Regions from separate parts of the Homo sapiens genome. Here region 1 is linked to region 2. A link is a loop called in an ENCODE intact Hi-C map of the cell type or tissue named here. Cell type or tissue: heart left ventricle. All regions are shown on one strand. Each heading gives the region's core, and the rest is flanking DNA. Links, peaks and the distances in the headings are about the cores only. Region 1 holds the start of MOGAT3 (monoacylglycerol O-acyltransferase 3). Region 2 has its middle 23 kb from the start of LNCPRESS1.

Region 1 (9,402 bases), core at 1,871-5,870, 75 kb before region 2:
ACACCGGCTGAAAAGAGGGGCCCTCCACCCCAACAGAGTTCCGAGTTAAAGGTTCTTAGGATAGGGTCAAGGGCCACCCCAGCAGAGTTCCGAGTTAAAGGTTCTTAGGATAGGGTTAAGGGCCCAGGTTTTTTTTTTTTTTTTTTTTGAGATGGAGTCTTGCTCTGTAGCCCAGGCTGAAGTGCAGTGGCACGATCTCGGCTCACTGCAACCTCCGCCTCTTGGTCCCGGTTCAAGCTATCCTCCTGCCTCAGCCTCCCGAGTAGCTGGGATTACAGGCATGCGAAACTATGCCCAGCTAATTTTTGTATTTTTAGTAGAGACGCAGTTTCACCATATTGGCCAGGTTGGTCTTGAACTCCTGACCTCGTGATCTGCCTGCCTTGGCCTCCCACAGTGCTGGGATTACAGGCGTAAGCCACCTCACCCACTCTCTCTTTTTTTCTTTTCTTTTTTTGAGGCAGAGTTTTGCTCCTGTTGCCTAGGCTGGAGTGCAATGGCATCATCTCAGCTCACCACAACCTCCGCCTCCCTGGTTCAAGCAATTCTCCTGCCTCAGCCTCCAGAGTAGCTGGGATTACAGGCATGTGCCACCATGTCCGGCTAATTTGTTTGGTATTTTTAGTAGAGATGGGGTTTCTCCATGTTGGTCAGGCTGGTCTCGAACTCCTGACCTTAGGTGATCCACCCACCTCAGCCTCCCAAAGTGCTGGGATTAAAGGCTTGAGCCACCACAACCGCCTTTTTTTTTTTTTTTTTTTAGAGACGGTCTCACTCTGTTGCTCAGGCTGGAGTACAGTGGCGCAATCATGGCTCACTACAGCCTCCAACTCCTGGGCTCAAGCAATCCTCCCACCTCGGCCTCCCAAAGTGCTTGGATTACAGGCATGAGCCATGGTGCCCCACCAAGGCCCCGCTCTTGAACATCATCCACTCCCAGGCCGGGCGCGGTGGCTCAAGGCTGTAATCCCAGCACTTTGGGAGGCCGAGGTGGCTGGATCACTTGAGGCCAGGAGTTTGAGACCAGCCTGGCCAACATGTTGAAACCCTGTCTCTACTAAACTACAAAAATTAGCCAGGCATGGTGGCGGGCACCTATAATCCCAGCTACTAGGGAGGCTGAGGCATGAGAATAGCTTGAACCTAGGAGGCGGAGGTTGCAATGAGCTGAGATTGCACCACTGCACTCCAGCCTCGGTGACAGGAGACTCAGTCTAAAAAAAAAAAAAAATCCATTCCCTGTCCCACTGCCTGAGCTTAGGCAGCGGGGAGCTCAGGCCCCAGCACAAGGAAGGGCTCCTAGGTGTGGGAGGGAGATGGGGAGAGGTAGGAAGCAGTTTTTCTGCAGGGTGACCCATCACCTTGACAGGATAATAATCCCTTAGTTGTCTCCAAATTGCCCGGTTCCTTATCCACTCCGAACGCCTTCCACCTGCGGACAATGAGATACTGGTGGACGAACCCCCGGAGTCACCTCCCCTCACCCCCCATGTCCCCACCATCTCTGGCTACCTGGGCCCCCATCCGGAGCTCACCTTGGTTGGGTGTGTCCCAGTCCACATAGAGCCACACCAAGTAAAAAACAGAGAAGGGCCAGAGTGACGTGAAGAGGAGGACAAAGACAAGAAGGGAGAAGAAAGGGCCTGGGGGAAGGGAGAGAAAGAAAAGAGTTCACTTCTGAAACTCCATCATTCCCTCCAGCTGCTCCCTTCCCTTCCTCCCCTTCAGAACAACCAGCTCTCTCCTCTGGCCCTCTCCCAGACCAGTCACCTGGTCACTGTCCTCAGGCATGCAAGCCAGCAGCCCAGCCACTCTCCCTCCAAGCCCTACTCCCCTGGCAGACCCCAGGCACCCACGCCTCCCCAGCTCTCACCCATGAAGAGGAAAGTGAGCACATATTGGTAGGCGCCCACTGCTTCTAGATGCTGCTTCTGCAAGGTTTTGGAAGTGGTTGGGGGCTGCAGGGTTGTGGCAACTCCCATTGCAGAAGCTCCCCTCTTCCAGCAGGATCCCAGAACCCGGAGGACAAACGATGAAGGCTTGGATGTGGACCTGGGCAGACTTTCTCCCTACAGGAGCCCAGCTTTGGGGGCCTGGCTAAGTCGCAAATCACCTCCCAGAGTAGCGTGTGTCCGTAGGTGTGTGAGTGGGGAGATCTTTGGATCCAGAGCCCCAGATGTCTCTGGGTTTTTTCTCAGCCTGATCTTTGAACTTCCTGTCAGTCACCAGTCTGGGCTGGCTGCTGGGTGGGGCTGGGAGGCGTAAGGGGTGTGCAAGGGAGAGGTGACACCCGAGTGCCTCAGGAATTGATGTTGGAGTGGACAAGAGTGATCTGGCTAGCCCCACCCACTGGGTCCCAGGTGCTGGAAGGGGCCAGAAGCCCTGCTGAGACTATTTGACCTCCAGTCGGGGTGGGGGCAGGGCCTGGTCCGGGGCATCTCCAGGAATGTCAAGGTCACCACCCCTGCCTGGACCTCCCCCGCCATGCACAAACACACACAGGCTGCAGGTCTGTTTCCCACTTTAATTTTTTTCTTTTTCTTTTCTTTTCTTTTTTTTCTTTTTTTTTCACACGTCTCGGTCACCCAGGCTGGAGAGCAGTGGCACGATCTCGGCTCACTGCAACCTCCGCCTCCCGGGTTCAAACGATTCTCCTGCCTCAGCCTCCCGAGTAGCTAGGATTACAGGCGCGCCACCACGTCTGGCTAATTTTTTTTTTTTTTTTTTTTGGATTTTTAATAGAGATGGGGTTTCACCATGATGGCCAGGCTGGTCTCGAACTCCTGACCTCAAGTGATCCACCCGCCTCGGCCTCCCAAAGTGCTGGAATCACAGGCGTGAGCCACCGTGCCCTGCCGCCAGTCTTTAATTTCACTTCCCCACCTGCAGTCACCCAGCGGACAGGCGAGGCCAGGCGGTGGGGCGCGCCTCCGTGAGGACCAGGTGTCTGTCGGCGGGGACACCATAGCGCGCCTGGTGCTCCTCGAAGAGCTGCGTGAGTCGCCCCACGTAGCGCGCTTGCAGCGTGTCCACCTGGGCCGGACTGGGCGGGGGGCTCTGCTGCACGGGAATCGCCGACCCCACTGCGGGCGGGACGGGAGGCGATCTGGGCTGGGATCCCCGGTTCTCCTCCTCTTTTCCTCCTTGGGGATAGGCGGGAACAGAGTTCAGGGCTGGCGCGGTGGCCAAAGGCCAGTCTGGGTGGCCCCAACCCGGGACGGGGAGGGAGCGGGCCCTGGGCCAGGATCGCGGGGCGGAGGCCGGGGCTCACCTACGGTGCGGATGGGCGCGCGGAAGGGCAGCGGGAGGCCCCGGCGGCCCAGGAACAGCTGCAGGGCCACGCTTAGCAGCGGACGCAGAGCCTCCTGCGTCCTCTGCACCCACGAGCTCTGCGGGTTCGGGAACTGCTGGAAGAGCTCATTCTCCCTGGAGAAGACAGGCACTAGGGAGGCCGCAGGAGAGCATGGCGCGGCTGACTCCTGGCCCCGGGGTCCGCGGGTGGCGCCACTCTCCTCCTCCCCGGCCCGGCAGCCCTGGGGCGTCCCCACCGGGTCACGCTCGGGTCCTCACCCGAGTTCCAGAGCTGACTTAACCAATCTCTTCTGATTCCGAATCGGCAAGCTCAGTTGTCCGGGTTTTGCCTCCAGCGCCTGCAGGGGCCCTCCCACGCCAGGACAGCCACCTGGCCACCACTGAGGCAGCGGGGCCTTGACAAAGGAGACCAAACCTGGGGGGAGGGCAGAAGCTGGGGGACCCAACGCCTGGGTCTTATTTACTTATTTATTTAGGGACGGAGTCTTGCTCTGTTGCCCAGGCTGGAGTACAGTGGCCTGATCTTGGTTCACTGCATCCTTGACCTTCAGGGCTCAAGTGACCCTCCCACCTCAAGCCTCCCAGTAGCTGGGACCACAGGTGTGTACCACCACACCTGGCTAAATTTTTGTTTTTGTTTTTTCTTGTGTAGAGATGGGGTTTCACTGTGTTGCCCAGGCTGGTCTTGAACTCCTGGCCTTAAGCGATCCTCTCGCCTGCGCCTCCCAAGTGCTGGGATTACAGGTGTGAACCACCGCACCCAGCCAAAGCCTGGGACTTGGAAAGAAGAGTGGAGAGGACATGGGGAAAGGAGAGCTGGGCCCCAGTGTCCCCTGGGAAGAGGATGGTGGGGCGGGAGACAGCAGCAAGGTCCTCCTCTTCTCACCACCTGACATGATGTAGTCCTGGAAGAAGAGGAGATGGAACCAACAAGGCAGCATGAGCAGGTGTGGCGGGAGTTTGGGGAAGAGGCAGGAGCAGCCCGTGGGCTCTGTGCAGAAGTTGGCGAAGGCTCCCACGACCAGGACCCTGTGAGGGTGGAAGTCAAAGAGGTAGTTCCAGGAGGTGCCCAACTTTGCAGTTTTAACTAGCTGGGGAGCAGACGGGCGCACCCCACCCCAACGGTGAGATTGCACTTTGGGAGATGGTGGTCCCAAGAGTCTATTCTGAAGCCCCAACCGCACCCAGCACCCCACAGCCCAGGTCCTCACTGAGAGGGGGAAGTAGTCACAGAAATGTCTCAAACTGCCCAGTTGCAAACCCAGGCAGATCTGCGGGCTCCAGCCCTGGGTATGTTTCTATCCCAATAGAGCCAGACCAGGTAGAGGACCGCCAGCATCCAAGCCCAGCCGAGGAATGCAAGAGCCAGGCTGCCAGGTGCACCTGGGCTGGAAGATGGGGCAGGGGGAGCTCACAGTACAGGTGTTTAAGACCATTCAGTTGTTGCTCCTACCCATCCAGTGGCCTGAGTGGTGGGAGCTGCAGACCAGTCTTCTGTGGCAGGCTGAATGCTCCAGTCTTCAGTAGGGAACTGCTAGATAGCACAGAGGGCACCTGCACGCCTTCAGACCAGTCTGCAACCTCAGGTTGAGTAGCAGTGAACTCAGGAGCCGGAGCAGTCCATTCACCCTGAAATTCCTCCTTGTCACAGCCTTTTCAGCAGCAGCCTGCTCTTCTTTTTCAATGTCTTCATGATCTCTGTAGAAGTAGAGATCAGGCATGACCTCCCACGGGTGTTCACAGGAAATGGTGCCACGCATGCGCAGAACTTCCCGAGCCAGCATCCACCACATCAGACCCACTGAGTGAGCTCCCTTGTTGTTGCTTGGGATGGCAATGTCCACATGGCGCAGAGGAGAATCTGTGAGACACAGAGCAAGGTAGGTAGGTTAACATAAGATGCCTCTGTGAGAGGCTGCTGATCAGCCCTGGGGTCAGTAAACACAAGAAGCCGTGGCTCCCGGAAGGCTGCCTGGATCTGGTTAGTGAAGGTTCCAGGAGTGAAGCGGCCAGCGATTGGAGTGGCTCCAGTGGCAGCAGCAAACTTCAGCACGGCCCTCTGGCCAGTATTTCTGGAGGGTATGACACTGACATCAGCGGGGTTTTCAATGGCAACAATGCCACGAGCTGCCAGCAGAAGCTTCTCCCAGGTCCTCTTCAGATTTGGGATGTAGATGCCATCACTTTTCCTTTTATACATGTACTGTTCCATCTGTAAGTCAAGGTTGGTGCCACCTAATTGGTTTCCTGCTGCAAGGAAATTAAGGACATCTTCCTCCTTCATTTGCAGGACATCAAGGGCTCCGGATGTTGTGAAAGTTTCTCTTTAAGTTACAACAGGAATCCAGAACAACGCCGGATGGAGCCCTCTGTGGGTAGCGTGGAAAGCTTTTTTTGTTTTGTTTTTTTGTTTTGAGACGAAGTCTTGCTCTGTCACCCAGGCTGGAGTACCGTGGCACGATCTTGGCTCACTGCAGCCTCCGTCTCCTAGGTTCAAGCAATTCTCCTGCCTCAGCCTCCTGAGTAGCTGGGATTACAGGCCTGTGCCACCACACCTGGCTAATTTTTGTATTTTTAGTAGAGACAGGGTTTCACCATGTTGGCCAGGCTGGTCTCAAACTCCTGACCTCAAGTGATCTGCCTGCCTGCCTCGGCCTCCCAAAGTGCTAGGATTACAGGCGTGAGCCACTGAGCCCGGCTTATTTATTTTTTTGAGTTGGAGTTTCATTCTTGCTGCCCAGGCTGGAGTGTGATGGCGCGATCTCAGCTCACTGCAACCTCCCCCTCCCAGGTTCAAGCAATTATCCTGCCTCAGCCTCCCAAGTAGCCGGGATTACAGGCGCCCGCCACCATGCCCAGCTAATTTTTGTATTTTTTAGTAGAGATGCGGTTTCACCATTTTGGCCTGGCTGGTCTTGAACTCCTCACCTCGTGATCTGTCCGCCTCAGCCTCCCAAAGTGCTGGGATTACAGGCATGGGCCACCGTGCCCAGCTTAATTATGTATTTTTTAAGTAGAGACAGGGTTTCACCATGTTGGCCAGGGTGGTCTCAAACTCCCAACTTCAGGTGATCCATCCACCTCAGCCTCCCAAAGTGCTGGAATTACAGGCGTGAGCCATCGCGCCCAGCTAATTTATTTTTTGTAGAGATGGGGGGGGTCTCGCTATGTTGTCCAGGCTGGTCTTGAACTCCTGGCCTCCAGTGATCCTCCGCCTGCCTTGGCCTCTGAAAGTACTGGGATTATAGGTGTGAGCCACTGTGCCCAGCCTGGGAAGTCCCTCTTTTGGTCTGTGCCCTCTCATGCACTTTTTTTTTTTTTGAGATGGAGTCTCACTCTGTGGCCCAGGCTGGAGTGCCGGGGCACAATCTCAGCTCACTGCAAGCTCTGCCTCCCGGGTTCATGTCATTCTCCTGCCTCAGCCTCCTGATTAGCTGGGACTACAGATGCCCGCCACCACGCCTGGATAATTTTTTGTATTTTTAGTAGAGACGGGGTTTCACCGTGTTAGCCAGGATGGTCTGGATCTCCTGACCTCGTGATCCGCCCCCCTTGGCCTCCCAAAGTGTTGGGATTACAGGCGTGAGCCACCGCGCCCGGCCCCTCTCACACACTGTCTCCAGCTCAGGCAATACAGGGGAAGGGGAAAGTGGGAGCCAGGGAAGCTCCCAGGTTCCCACGAGGGTCTAACATTCTGCCTCTCCCTTTTCCTCTTGTCTTCGCTTTTCTGGGTCTCTCCCCTCTACGCTGCTGGCAGGAGGGGAGATGGGGTTAATGGGCAGACCAATGGACTCAAGACTTACAAACTGTCCTTTATTCAGAGTGAGACTGCGGAACATTAATAATTTATCACGCGGGGAGTCCCCAGAAGCCCTGTGCCCACGAACCCCTGTGGGCGGAGGAGAGAGGCGGGGACTCCGGGAGCTTCCTGAGAGGGCCGTGTCTTGGGAGCAAGGTGACATATTCAGTTCAGGCACGCGGAACATGAACTCAGGAAGTGGGGAGACAGAGAGACCCATCCCCCAACTCCCAGGACGGGGGCCAGGCCCCCTAAAAAGGCACAATGGCAGGGCAGGTTTGGCAGAGTGGTTGAGTGTCAGGGGTCGACAAAGGACACCATGATGTAGCGTGTGCCCCAGGTCGTTGGCAGCCCCTCGTGGTAGTGGGTGAGGCGGCCGGGGTGCAGGAGTGCCCAGCCCTTCCTCGGGGAGGAGATCACACAGTCGTAGCGCAGGAAGCGGCAGCCACCTCCCTGGAAAGAGAAGGGAAAGGAAACATGGAGTGAGCAGACGTGGGGCCTGGGGAGCAGGCAGATACACGGGGCAGGGCGGCCAGACCGGGGGGCACGGTGCAGCAGACCGGGGTGACAAGGGAGATGGCAGATATGGCAGACACCGGAGGCTGGGGTGCCTGCAGACAGGAAGATCCAGGAGGAAGCAGAGGCCGCCTGCCCAGAAGCGATCCAGGAGCTGATACCCACAAAGTCACTGGGAAATGGGCAGGGAGGGGAGCTGGGGGATGCACGCAGGGGCTCTAGGTGGGGACCCGAGGGTCCTGAGGTGAAGCGTGGGTGGGTAGTGTGACTGGGGCGCACCTCATAGTCCAGGCCCTTGTGGTTGAGGGCAACGTTGAGGGTGAAGGTGGATGAGTCGTGGTGTGGCCGCAGAGACGGCTGCTCGTCTGGCCGGTAGCGAACCACAAAGTTCATCACCGCCCGCGCCTGGGGGAGAGGAGGGAAGAGGCTGCAGGGACAGCTGCGGGCGCAGGGGGTCTTTTATTTTGTATTATTATTATTCTTTTGAGATAGTCTCGCTCTGTCACTCAGGCTGGAGTGCAGTGGTGCGATCTTGGCTCGATCTTGGCTCACTGCAACCTCTGCCTCCCGGTTTCAAGCAATTCTCATGCCTCAGCCTCCCGAGTAGCTGGGATTATAGGCACCTGCCACCACACCCGGCTAATTTTTGTATTTTTAGTAGAGACGAGGTTTCACCATCTTGGCCAGGCTGGTCTTGAACTCCTGACCTCAGGTGATCCACCCACCTCAGCCTCGCAAAGTGCTGGGATTACATGTGTGAGCCACCACGCCCGGCCATCGCAGGGTGTCTTCAGGGAGATGACGGTCCCTGTCCAGGGAGGGGAGGGGAGGGGCGGCGGGACCCCTGCGTAGGAGGCTCTCGCTGCTCACTGGCATTAAATTAGGGCCAAGCCTCACCTTGGGTCTCAGCCTGGCGCCCTCCCTCCCCTGGGGTGCCTCCTGCAGCGTCTCATTCCCCTGGGAACTAAAATGCATGGAGCCCAAATGCTGCCGGGGCCGAAAGGGGTCTGCGTGGAGACTTCCTGTCCGGGACTGGGGTGGGGAAGGTGGGGAGGCAGCTGGCAGGTGGGCAGCGCACCTTGGTGTGGTAACCGGGAAACAGGCTCTCGGTCATGGGGCCCACATACGTCCGCAGCAGCTGCAGCCACTGGTCCTCGTACCCCACCTGCTTCATGTGGATGTCCACGGTGGGCACATTCTCGTAGCCTCCAGCCAGCCTTGAATCCTGGGGGCGGCGGGCACTGAGCCACCCGCCCCTCCAGCCATGGCGCTCCCCACCCCAGGGCAGTCCAGCCTCCTTCCTCCCGTCCTCCAGCCTTCACACCTGTGTTCCTCTGTGCAGAACAGTCTTCTTTGCTACTTCTCGGCCTGACTCACTGCTCCCGGCCCTTCAAGTCTCAGCTAAGATGTCACCTGTCCTGTGAAGCTCCCTACTCCTCCCAAGTCTGGGTCAAGGCTTCCCCGTGGCTTCTATTGCACCCAGGCTGCTCATCGCAGCCTTAGAAGCTGTGTGGTGGCTGCTGCTCACAGCAGGGCAGAGCTCGACCGGCATGAGGCATTCCTGCAGTGCAGTCTAGGACAGTGGCCCAGGAATGATTTCCTTTTCTCTTTTTTTAGAGACAGAGTCTTGCTCTGTCACCCAGGCTGGAGTACTGCGGCATGATCATAGCTCACTGCAGCCTCTAACTCTGGGGCTCAAGTGATCCTTCTGCCTCAGCCTCCTGAATAGCTGGGACATGCCACCATGCCCGGCTAATTTGTTGGTTTTTCTGAGA
Region 2 (9,402 bases), core at 3,474-7,473:
CATTGTGAACACAACCTTTTGTGATTATGTTACATGATTTTTCCTTCATCCTTTTTCATTTTATCTAAGTTCTTGGCCATGCAGACACAACTGACAACACTTAACCCCTTTTGAAGACATTTTTCAATCTCTAAGTGACTACTAACTCTAACATATCTATCTTGTTTTTACCACAGCATTTTGAAAAATCAGAGTAGGCTGGGCACAGTGGCTCACGTCTGTAATCCCAGCACTTTAGCGGGCTGAGGCGGGCGGATCTCCTGAGGTCAAGAGTTCGAGACCAGCCTGGCGAACATGGTGAAACCCCATCTTTACTAAAAATACAAAAATTAGCCGGGCATGGTGGCGGGTGCCTATAATCCGAGCTACTCAGGAGGCTGAGGCAGGAGAATCACTTGAACAGCCCGGGAGGTGGGGTTTGCAGTGAGCTGACATCACACCATTGCACTCCAGCCTGGGTGACAGAGCAAGACTGTCTCAAAATAAAAAAAAAATAAAATAAATAAAGAAAATAAAAATCTGATTAATAGGGAAAATCTATATGTATATTTAGAAAAAAATGCTTTTCAGGACTGCGCGCAGTGGCTCACGCCTGCAATCCCCGCACTTTGGGAGGCTGAGGCAGGTGGATCACCTGAGGCCGGGAGTTTGAGACCAACCTGACCAACACGGAGAAACCCTGTCTCTACTAAAAATACAAAATTAATCGGGCACGGTGGTGCATGCCTGTAATCCCAACTACTTGGGAAGCCTGAGGCAGGAGAATTGCTTGAACCCGGGAGGCGGACATTGTGGTGAGCAGAGATCGCGCCATTGCACTCCAGCCTGGGCAACAAGAGCGAAACTGCATCTCAAAGAAAAAGAAAAAATGCTTTTCAAATTTTTGCATTTCTGACAACTAGACGTCCCCACCTGCCAACCAGTCTTGTGGCCCCCACCCAGGATCTGACTCAGCCCAAGAGGACAGCTTTAATTCCCTGTGATTTCATCTCCTCCACCCAACCAATCAACAGGCCCCCTACCCTAGCCCCTGCCCACCAAACTATCTTGGAAAAATCCCTAATCTCCAAGCCATTGGCAAGATTGATTTGAATAACATCTCCACCTCCCGCGTGGCATAGCTGGCTTCGCATCAATGAAACTCTTTAATGCCATGGTCTTGAGTGGACTTTGTTTATGTGGCAGTCAGGAAGAACCCCTTGGGCCATTACAAACATGGGGACATTGTGGAGAACCATTTTAGGGACCCCATCCCATTGAGTGCCACGAATACAGAAAAAATCCATGATCCCATTTACATGTTTTAGAAGTGAGAGAAACTCCAAATAAGATATGGCCAAGTTGTGCAACAGAATTTAGAATTTATTCAATATTACAGTGTTTGTATCACAGAGAACATCTTTGTCATTTATATAGGCAATTTTCCCTGGGGCTTCCATGCTATTGAACACTGTAACATTTATTTTGGAGAGAATCCCTGGGGATGGGGGAGGCATTGTCAACATTCCAATGCAGCATCAGCTAATTCAGATGCAACAAAGACTCTATCAATGCAGAAACGTGCAAAGAGCTTTCGGGAAAGTACAGCTCATTCAACATCGGAGAATTCACAATGGAGGAAAATCATATGTGCGTAATGGATGTAAAAATGCTTTGAGATGGTGCCCAGAGCTAATCAGACATCTGGGATTTTGTAGCAGAGAGAGGCCTTGTGAGTATAATGGATGAGGAAGAACCTTCAATCAGAGTTCCATACTTAGACAATATCAGCTAATTCAGTTGGGACTTAAAATGGTCATACGTAATGAAGACGGAAAACTCGGGGAAGCGTGGAGAATACGGAATGTGAGATCATCCACACTGGAGAGAAGCCTCGGGAGTATAATTAGTGTGGAAAATCACTTGGGGACAAGCTTAGCTTTTTCATCATTGGAGAATTCACACAAAAAAAGGAATGAGCTTGGACAGATCGTGGGAGAACTTTCAGGCACTAATCAGGCCAATTCATCCCCGAGAAAAACCTTGATGACGAAGAAGGGGAAAAAGTCTTCCAGTTTTTTTCCTTATTGGATTTCACAGAATCCTCAGTGATATATAGAGAAACTTGCTGGAGGAGTTCAGGGTTTATTAATATTCACATTAAAGCATTAATCCCATTAAAGTAGGGGTTTAAACTTTTTTACTTCTTTCACCCCAATCAAAGCTTTCATTCCTTACATCTCTATTGAGTGAATGAAGCAACAGGCAAACATCAATGGTGCATTGGCTTTGCCCTTCAAAACGTCATACAAGCCGGGTGTGGTGGCTCATGCCTGTAATTCCAGCACTTTGGGAGGCTGAAGCGGGTGGATCACGAGGTCAGGAGCTCGAGACCAGCCTGGCCAACATAGTGAAACCCTGTCTCTACTAAAAATACAAAAATTAGCCGGGCATGGTGGCACATGCCTATAGTCCCAGCTACTCAGGAGGCTGAGGCAGGAAAATCTCTTGAACCCAGGAGGCGGAGGTTGTGGTGAGCCGAGATCATGCCTCTGCACTCCAGCCTGGGCAACAGAGCGAGACTCCATCTCAAAAAAAAAAAACAAAAAAACAAAAAATCATACAATATGTGGGGTGCAGGACAGTATTGAGAGGTGCTGGGTTTGGTGCCAGAATCTGGCAGTTGCAAATTCTAATATCATCGCAACACACGCGTGGGTGGGCCCCATATATCTGATGAACTTCCAGGGGCCACATCTCTACAAATGCTGAAGATTATTTGGAGATGGGAAAATGGGGCTGGGGGTGCTTTTTCTCCAGGTCTGAGAAAAATGAAGTAATGTGTATTTCTTTCTTTCTTTTTTTTTTTTTGAGACAGAGTCTTGCTCTGTCACCCAGGCTGGAGTGCAGTAGCACGATCTTGGCTCACCGCAAGCTCCACCTCCCGGGTTCACGCCATTCTCCTGCCTCAGCCTCCCCAGTAGCTGGGACTACAGGCGCCCGCCACCACGCTCAGCTAATTTTTTGTATTTTTAGTAGAGACAGCGTTTCACCGTGTTAGCCAGGATGGTCTTGATCTCCTGACCTCGTGATCCGCCCACGTAGGCCTCCCAAAGTGCTGGGATTACAGGCGTGAGCCACCGCGCCTGGCCAGTAATGTGTATTTCAAAGATACATTAGGAGGATGCCAGTTTATCTTTGTTTTATATTTTCAAAAACAGAGATTTAAAGAGGACGGGCTAGAGCTCTTGCATTCAGCTTCTCATTTCATAAGGGAAGAATCAGGCATATGTCTTGTGTTGAAGCAACACACACACACACACACACACACACACACACACACACACACAACGCGTTGTTTGGCGAAAGTCGGACCAGAAGAAAGCTTTCTCTAATCCTCATCAACTGATTGCTTCTCTCCTACCAGCCTCGTTCCTTGTCCTTGGACCAGCATTCTAAGTCTTCCAAAATACATTCTTGCCTCTCCCTACAGTAACTCTCCCATTGAGTTCTTAATAGAGGTGAGTTAGGTTTTGCAGATTTCTGGCTCCTCGCTCTGCTTAGAGAAGCCAGAAAGAGGCCGGGCACGGTGGCTGATGCCTGAAATCCCAGCATTTTGGGAGGCTGAGGCAGGTGGATCACGAGGTTAGGAGTTCAAGACCAGCCTGACCAACATGGTGAAACTCCGTCTCTACTAAAAATACAAAAATTAGCTGGGTGTGATGGTGCATGCCTGTAATTCCAGCTGCTCAGGAGACTGAGGCAGGAGAATCACTTGAACCCGGGAGGCGGAGGTTGCAGTAAGCCAAGATTGTGCCATTGCACTCCAGCCTAGGCGACAGTGAGACAAAAAAAAAAAAAAAAAAAAAAAAAAAAAAAAAGAAGATGTCTGGAACTTTCCCAGATATCTCTTTCTTTCCTTGTCTGTGTCCCCTAGGCCTTGGGGTTAGGACTCAGAGCTGGGATTCCTCTGTAGGCAAGGACCAATCCTGATTCTTATTCCTTCCATATAAGCAATAATTCCATTTCTAATGTCTAAACTTAGGTTGATTTTCCACTGGGAGTTATAGCAAGAGCCACGGGTTTCTGAGAAGGGGTGAGGGATGCTTTAGGCTGCAATAGCAGAAATCTGCCTAGAAAATAAAGACACGTGACTTACAGATCAGAGACTGGAAGTGGGGGGTCCAGGATAGGTATGGTGGCTCAACGCTCTCATAGAGGACGTAGGCTCTGCCATCCTTAGTGTGTGGGCTTTTCCCCTTGGTCTTGTTGCCTCATGGTCTCAAGATGGTCCAGATCCCAGCCATCTCCCCATACTTTTGTTGTTGTTGTTGTTGTTGAGACAAAGTCTCACTCTATTGCCCAGGCTGGAATGTAGTGGCGTGATCTCAGCTCACTGCAACCTCTGCTGCCCGGGTTCAAGTGATTCTCCTGCCTCAGCCACCCAAGTAGCTGGGATTACAGGCACCTGCCACTGCGCCCAGCTAATTTTTGTTGTTTTTTTGTTTGTTTTTGTTTTTTGGAGACGGAGTGTTACTCTGTCACTCAGGCTAGAGTGCAGTGGCGCCATCCCGGCTCACTGCACCTCCGCCTCCGAGGTTCAAGTGATTCTCCAGCCTCATCCTCCTGAGTAGCTGGGATTACAGTCATGTGCCACCATGCCCTGCTAATTTTGTATATTTAGTAGAGACGGGGTTTCACCATGTTAGCCAGGCTGATCTCGAACTCCCGGCCTCAGGTGATCCGCCCACCTCGGCCTCCCAAAGTGCTGGGATTACAGGCGTGAGCCACCTCTCCTGGCAAGTGGGACGGCATGCTGCATGGGCCGGGAATCCCCATATGTTTCACCAGCACAGCTAAGTCATCTGCCCACTTTTAAGCCAACTGACAGCCAAGGGAACGAGCGGCAAACTGGCAGCAGTGACACCCACAGGCAGAAGGCAGCCCAGGGTTGGCTTGTCTCGGCCTTTTGTGGAGTCCCAACTCTGTTGTCACCCTCTCCTCCTTTATCCTCTTGCCAAAGCCAAGCTCATTTTCCCTCCACAATGAGGGGATTTTCTCCATGGTATAGCTGATTTTGGTTTTGCTTCAACGGCCAAGTTTCTTCTCCAGTGTAATTTCGGCCAGCACACTGGTCCGACCAGGCCCTACTTGCCCTCAGGACATCTTGTGGCTTACTAATTCTACTGTCTGCTTTTTCCGCCCCAGTTTCCAAAAGGGAATTGGCTGGCCTGGGTGACTTCCCTAAATTTTTGAGCCAGATGACTTCAAAAATCATTGGCCAGCCTATATGGGATCCTGGTCCAGTGAACTGTATATTTGGGGACTTGGTGGGTGGAAGAGAGGCAGGGTCACATGGTGTCACACAGCTGCCTGGGCAGCGGTTTCCATGGAGGGGCCAGGGGTAGCACAGGTGATGGTGCAATGGCCTAGGGCATCCATAGAGGGTTCTCAGAGCCCAATAACTGTACTAGACAACAAGGCTGCTCTGTCGGGAAGAGAGACCAAGTGGAAGAACATGAGGCACCAGTCACGTGACTGCAAAAGCCACTTTGGACATTTCAGCCCCAATAGCTGCTGCGAGAACAGGAGGCCTCAGACATAGTGGAGCAGAAATAAACCAGAATACAAGACTCACGAAACTGAGGGCATCATCACATTCTTGAGTCCGAACGGCCTCAAGGCTTCCATGGCTCGAGAACGTCCCCCAGTTCCCACAGCAGAAATTCCAGTGCCTGTGGGTAGAAAACTTGAGTTCCCTCATGAACATGGCTTTAATAGGGATTGGAAGTGTTTCTTGCCTACTAGACTTAGGATCTTGGGAAACTTTTTGGCTTTGACAGGCTGAAGAAGGGACTGTGGAGGTAGGACTATTTCTTTCTTATTCTTTTTCCTTTCTTTCTTTTTTTTTTTTTTTTGAGACGGAGTCTCGCTCTATCACCCAGGCTGGAGTGCAGTGGCACGATCTCAGCTCACTGCAACCTCCATCTCCCAGGTTCAAGCAATTCCAGGCAGGACTATTTCAAGATAGCCATGTAACAGACAGAAAACGGGCTGGTTCTTCCAGCAAATGGAATTTTAAAATTCCTCAATGGGGCCGGGCGCGGTGGCTGACACCTGTAATCCCAGCATTTTGGGAGGCCAAGGCGGGCGGATCTTGAGGTCAGGAGATCGAGACCATCCTGGCTAACATGGTGAAACCCCATCTCTACTAAACATACAAAAAATTACCTGGGCATAGTGGTACGCACCTGTAGTCCCAGCTACTTGGGAGGCTGAGGCAGGAGGAGAATCGCTTGAACCCGGGAGGTGGAGGTTGTAGTGAGCCGAGTTCATGCCACTGCACTCCAGCCTGGGAGACAGAGCAAGACTCCGTCTCAAAAAAAAAAAAAAATTAGCCAGGTATGGTGATGTGTGCCTGTAGTCCCAGCTACTCAGGAAGCTGAGATGGGAGGATCACTTGAGCCCAGGAGGTCAAGGCTGCAGTGAATTATAATCATGCCACTGCATTCCAGCCTGGGCAACAGAGCAAGACCCCATCTCTTAAAAAAAAAGAAAGTTACCACTTTGGGGAAATTGCAGACTCTAAGCCTAAACTCTACTGGCCCGATACACATGGCAAAATATTTGGTCAGGATTCTGGAAGAATATCAAAGAATTCACAGGGCAGAGGAAAGCTTTGAATATTATGAATGAGGGAAAATTTCCATTCATCTCATAATTCATACTAGAGAGACTCCCAATGAATGGCACCAGCGGAGGAAAATCCTCAGACGGAGGCAAGCAGTTATCGGAGATGCGAAAATCACAGGGGAGGACGTGGCACAGAATAGCGTGGAACCCACGTCACAGCTTGCGCCCAAGAGCATCACACGGGAGAGAACCTGCGTCCTCAATGAACGGCGTTCCAAAAAAGCACAACCGCACCAAGCATCAGATAAGCCATTCTGAGCTCAGTCTTTGGAATGTAATGAATTGGGGGTGGTGATCATTTGAGAAGAAATCAGCCCTTATTCATCAGCTGATGATTCCCACTGGAGAGAGGGCGGGTGCTCGTCACGGATGACGAAGCTCTGGGGGTGCTCCGATCACATATAACACAAGAGGCTGCAGAGGGGACCCAAGGGGGGCTGTCAGGGGGCCTCAGGGTACACGTGACATAAAACGGTTACAAGAGGAAAACATGATGAAAAGGGCAAATTTAGAAAGTGATTTCAGGCTGGGCACTGTGGCTCGCACCTGTAATCCCAGAACTTTGGGAGGCTGAGGTGCGGCGGGGCAGGGGAATCACTTGAGGCCAGGAGTTCAAGACAAGCCTGGGCAACATAGCAAGACCCCATCTCTACCAAAAATCAAACATAAATCAATAAAACATTTTTAAAAGCTTTTCTTTTTTGGAACTTGTCCTGTTAGCACCAGCAATGGCTGTGGGGAATGCAGACACCCTTTGGGGGAGTTTGCTCAGATGACACAGTCGTGCACATGTGATCCTTGGGGCAACTCACAGGGGTGCCCTAATGCCATGTACAAGAATCCAGGCCCAGGCCAGGCGCCGTGGCTCACGCCTGTAATCCAGCATTTTGGGAGGCTGAGGCGGGCAGATCACCTGAGGCCAGGTGTTCCAGACCAGCCTGGCCAACATGTTGAAACCCCGTCTCTACTAAAAATACAAAAATTAGCCATGCATGGTGGTGTGTGCCTGTAGTCCCAGATACTTGGGAGGCTGAAGCAGGAGAATCACTTGAACCCAGGAGGCAGAGGCGGAGGTTGCAGTGAGCCGAGATCACACCACTGCACTCCAGCCTGGGTGACAGAGTGAGAATCTGTCTCAAAAAAAAAAAAAAAGAGGCTCGTGGCCTCTGGGGAACACGCCCCATGAGAAACTGTGGTGGTGGCTGCTTCGTTCATTCCTTCATTCTTTTCATATCTTTGGAGCATCTGTTCTGTGCCTGGCACTACTCTGTGGGGGGATAGAGGACAGGGCAACCTTGGGGGTCAGAGGAGGGTCAGGGAAGTAGCAGCTGCTATTTCAGATTACAGGTGTGTGTGTGTCCCAAGGTTCCAGAGGGGAGGGAGCTTAGGTGGGGGCTCTGGGAAAGAGGGAGGAAGACCCTGATCTAATGACTGCCTACCACGTGTCAGGCTGGCAGGCGATGTCTCACAGCAACCCTGCAAGCTTGGTCCTGTTTTCTGCACTTTGCAAATGGAGAAAATAAGGCACATGTACAGCTGGTAAGTGGTAGAGTCGGTACTGAGACTGGGTTGGCCTCACTCCAAATCCCATTTCTCTTATTTATTTATTTATTTTTAATTTTTATTTTTTTCTGAGATGGAGTCTTGCTCTGTCACCCAGGCTGGAGTGCAGTGGCGTGATCTTGGCTCACTGCAACCTCCGCCTCCTGGGTTGAAGGATTCTCCTGCCTCAGCCTCCCAAGTAGCTTGGCTTACAGGTGTGTGCCACCAAGCCTGGCTAATTTTTGTATTTTTAGTAGAGACGGGTTTCACCATATTGTCCAGGCTGGTCTCAAACTCCTGACCCTCATGATCCACCCGCTTCGGCCTCCCAAAGTGCTGGGATTACAGGCATGAGCCACTGTGCCTGGCCTCTTTTTTTTTTTTAATTTTTTAGAGACAGGGTCTCACTCTGTCACCCAGGCTGGAGTGCACTGGCGTGATCACGGCTCACTGCAGCTTCAACCTTCTGGGTTCAAGCTATCCTCCTGCCTCAGCTTCCCGAGCAGCTGGGATTACAGGCATGCACCACCACACCTGGCTAATCTTTGTTTTTTGTAGAGATGGGGGTCTTACTATGTTTCCCAGGCTGGCCTCAAACTCCTGGCCTCAAGCAATCCTCCTGCCTCAGCCTCCTAAAGTGTTAGGATTACAGGTGTGTGCCACCGTGCCTGGCCCAAATCCCATTTCTTTCCACCATCACAAGGAACAGAACTAGTCCTTCAGCAGCACTGTTCCCTGGGATGTGTCTGCAGAGGCTTGGGAGACAATGAGAGGCACCCAGTGAACAGGGAGGAAAGGGGGTGGAAGGACATGTACTGGCTTTTGCAGACCCTCCTCAGGGAACAGTGAACACATTCATTCCTTCATTCACACATTTAGTCAGTTTTTTGCAGCAACAGGATCTCGTTCTGTCAGCCTGGCTGGAGTACAGTGGCACAATCATAGCTCACTGCACCCTTGAGCTCCTGGGTTCAAGCGACTGTCCCACCCTTGGCCTCCTGAGTAGCTAGGACTACAGGCCACGCCACCACACTTAGCTAAGTTTTTAATATTTTGAAGAGATGGGGTCTCACTATGTTGCCCAGGCTGGTCTCAAACTTCTGGCCTCAAGCGATCCTCCCACCATGGCCTCCCAAAGTGCTGAGATTACAGGTGTGAGCCACTGTACCTGGCCATATTTAGTAAAAT

Evidence for each region. A loop is a pair of places that touch in the nucleus more often than their neighbours do. Peaks named below come from ENCODE experiments on the same cell type or tissue, not always from the same donor. Only the 100,000 strongest peaks of a DNase experiment are listed, where the experiment ranks them.
Region 1: it touches region 2 in a loop (2.5-fold over the local background); 36 of 110 quality-filtered maps call a loop at or near these places.

What each region holds. Positions count from the first base shown.
Region 1 is chr7:101,198,873-101,208,274 of GRCh38, forward strand. It overlaps MOGAT3 (monoacylglycerol O-acyltransferase 3), which reads right to left and starts at 2,164. Exons shown (of 7, transcript NM_178176.4): 1 at 1,874-2,164; 2 at 1,536-1,643; 3 at 1,362-1,432. The coding sequence starts at 1,982. It overlaps PLOD3 (procollagen-lysine,2-oxoglutarate 5-dioxygenase 3), which reads right to left. Exons shown (of 19, transcript NM_001084.5): 17 at 8,706-8,852; 18 at 7,907-8,032; 19 at 7,112-7,564. The coding sequence ends at 7,409. It also overlaps the pseudogene DGAT2L7P and the pseudogene RPSAP46. RefSeq lists enhancers at 3,316-4,123, 4,124-4,930. In heart left ventricle, for the core only: no CTCF peak of the experiment used is centred there; no DNase peak of the experiment used is centred there; H3K27me3 peaks cover 3,224 bases.
Region 2 is chr7:101,271,810-101,281,211 of GRCh38, forward strand. No RefSeq gene overlaps it. Among named protein-coding and RNA genes, the nearest start is that of LNCPRESS1, 23 kb to the right of the region's middle. In heart left ventricle, for the core only: no CTCF peak of the experiment used is centred there; no DNase peak of the experiment used is centred there; H3K27me3 peaks cover 2,233 bases.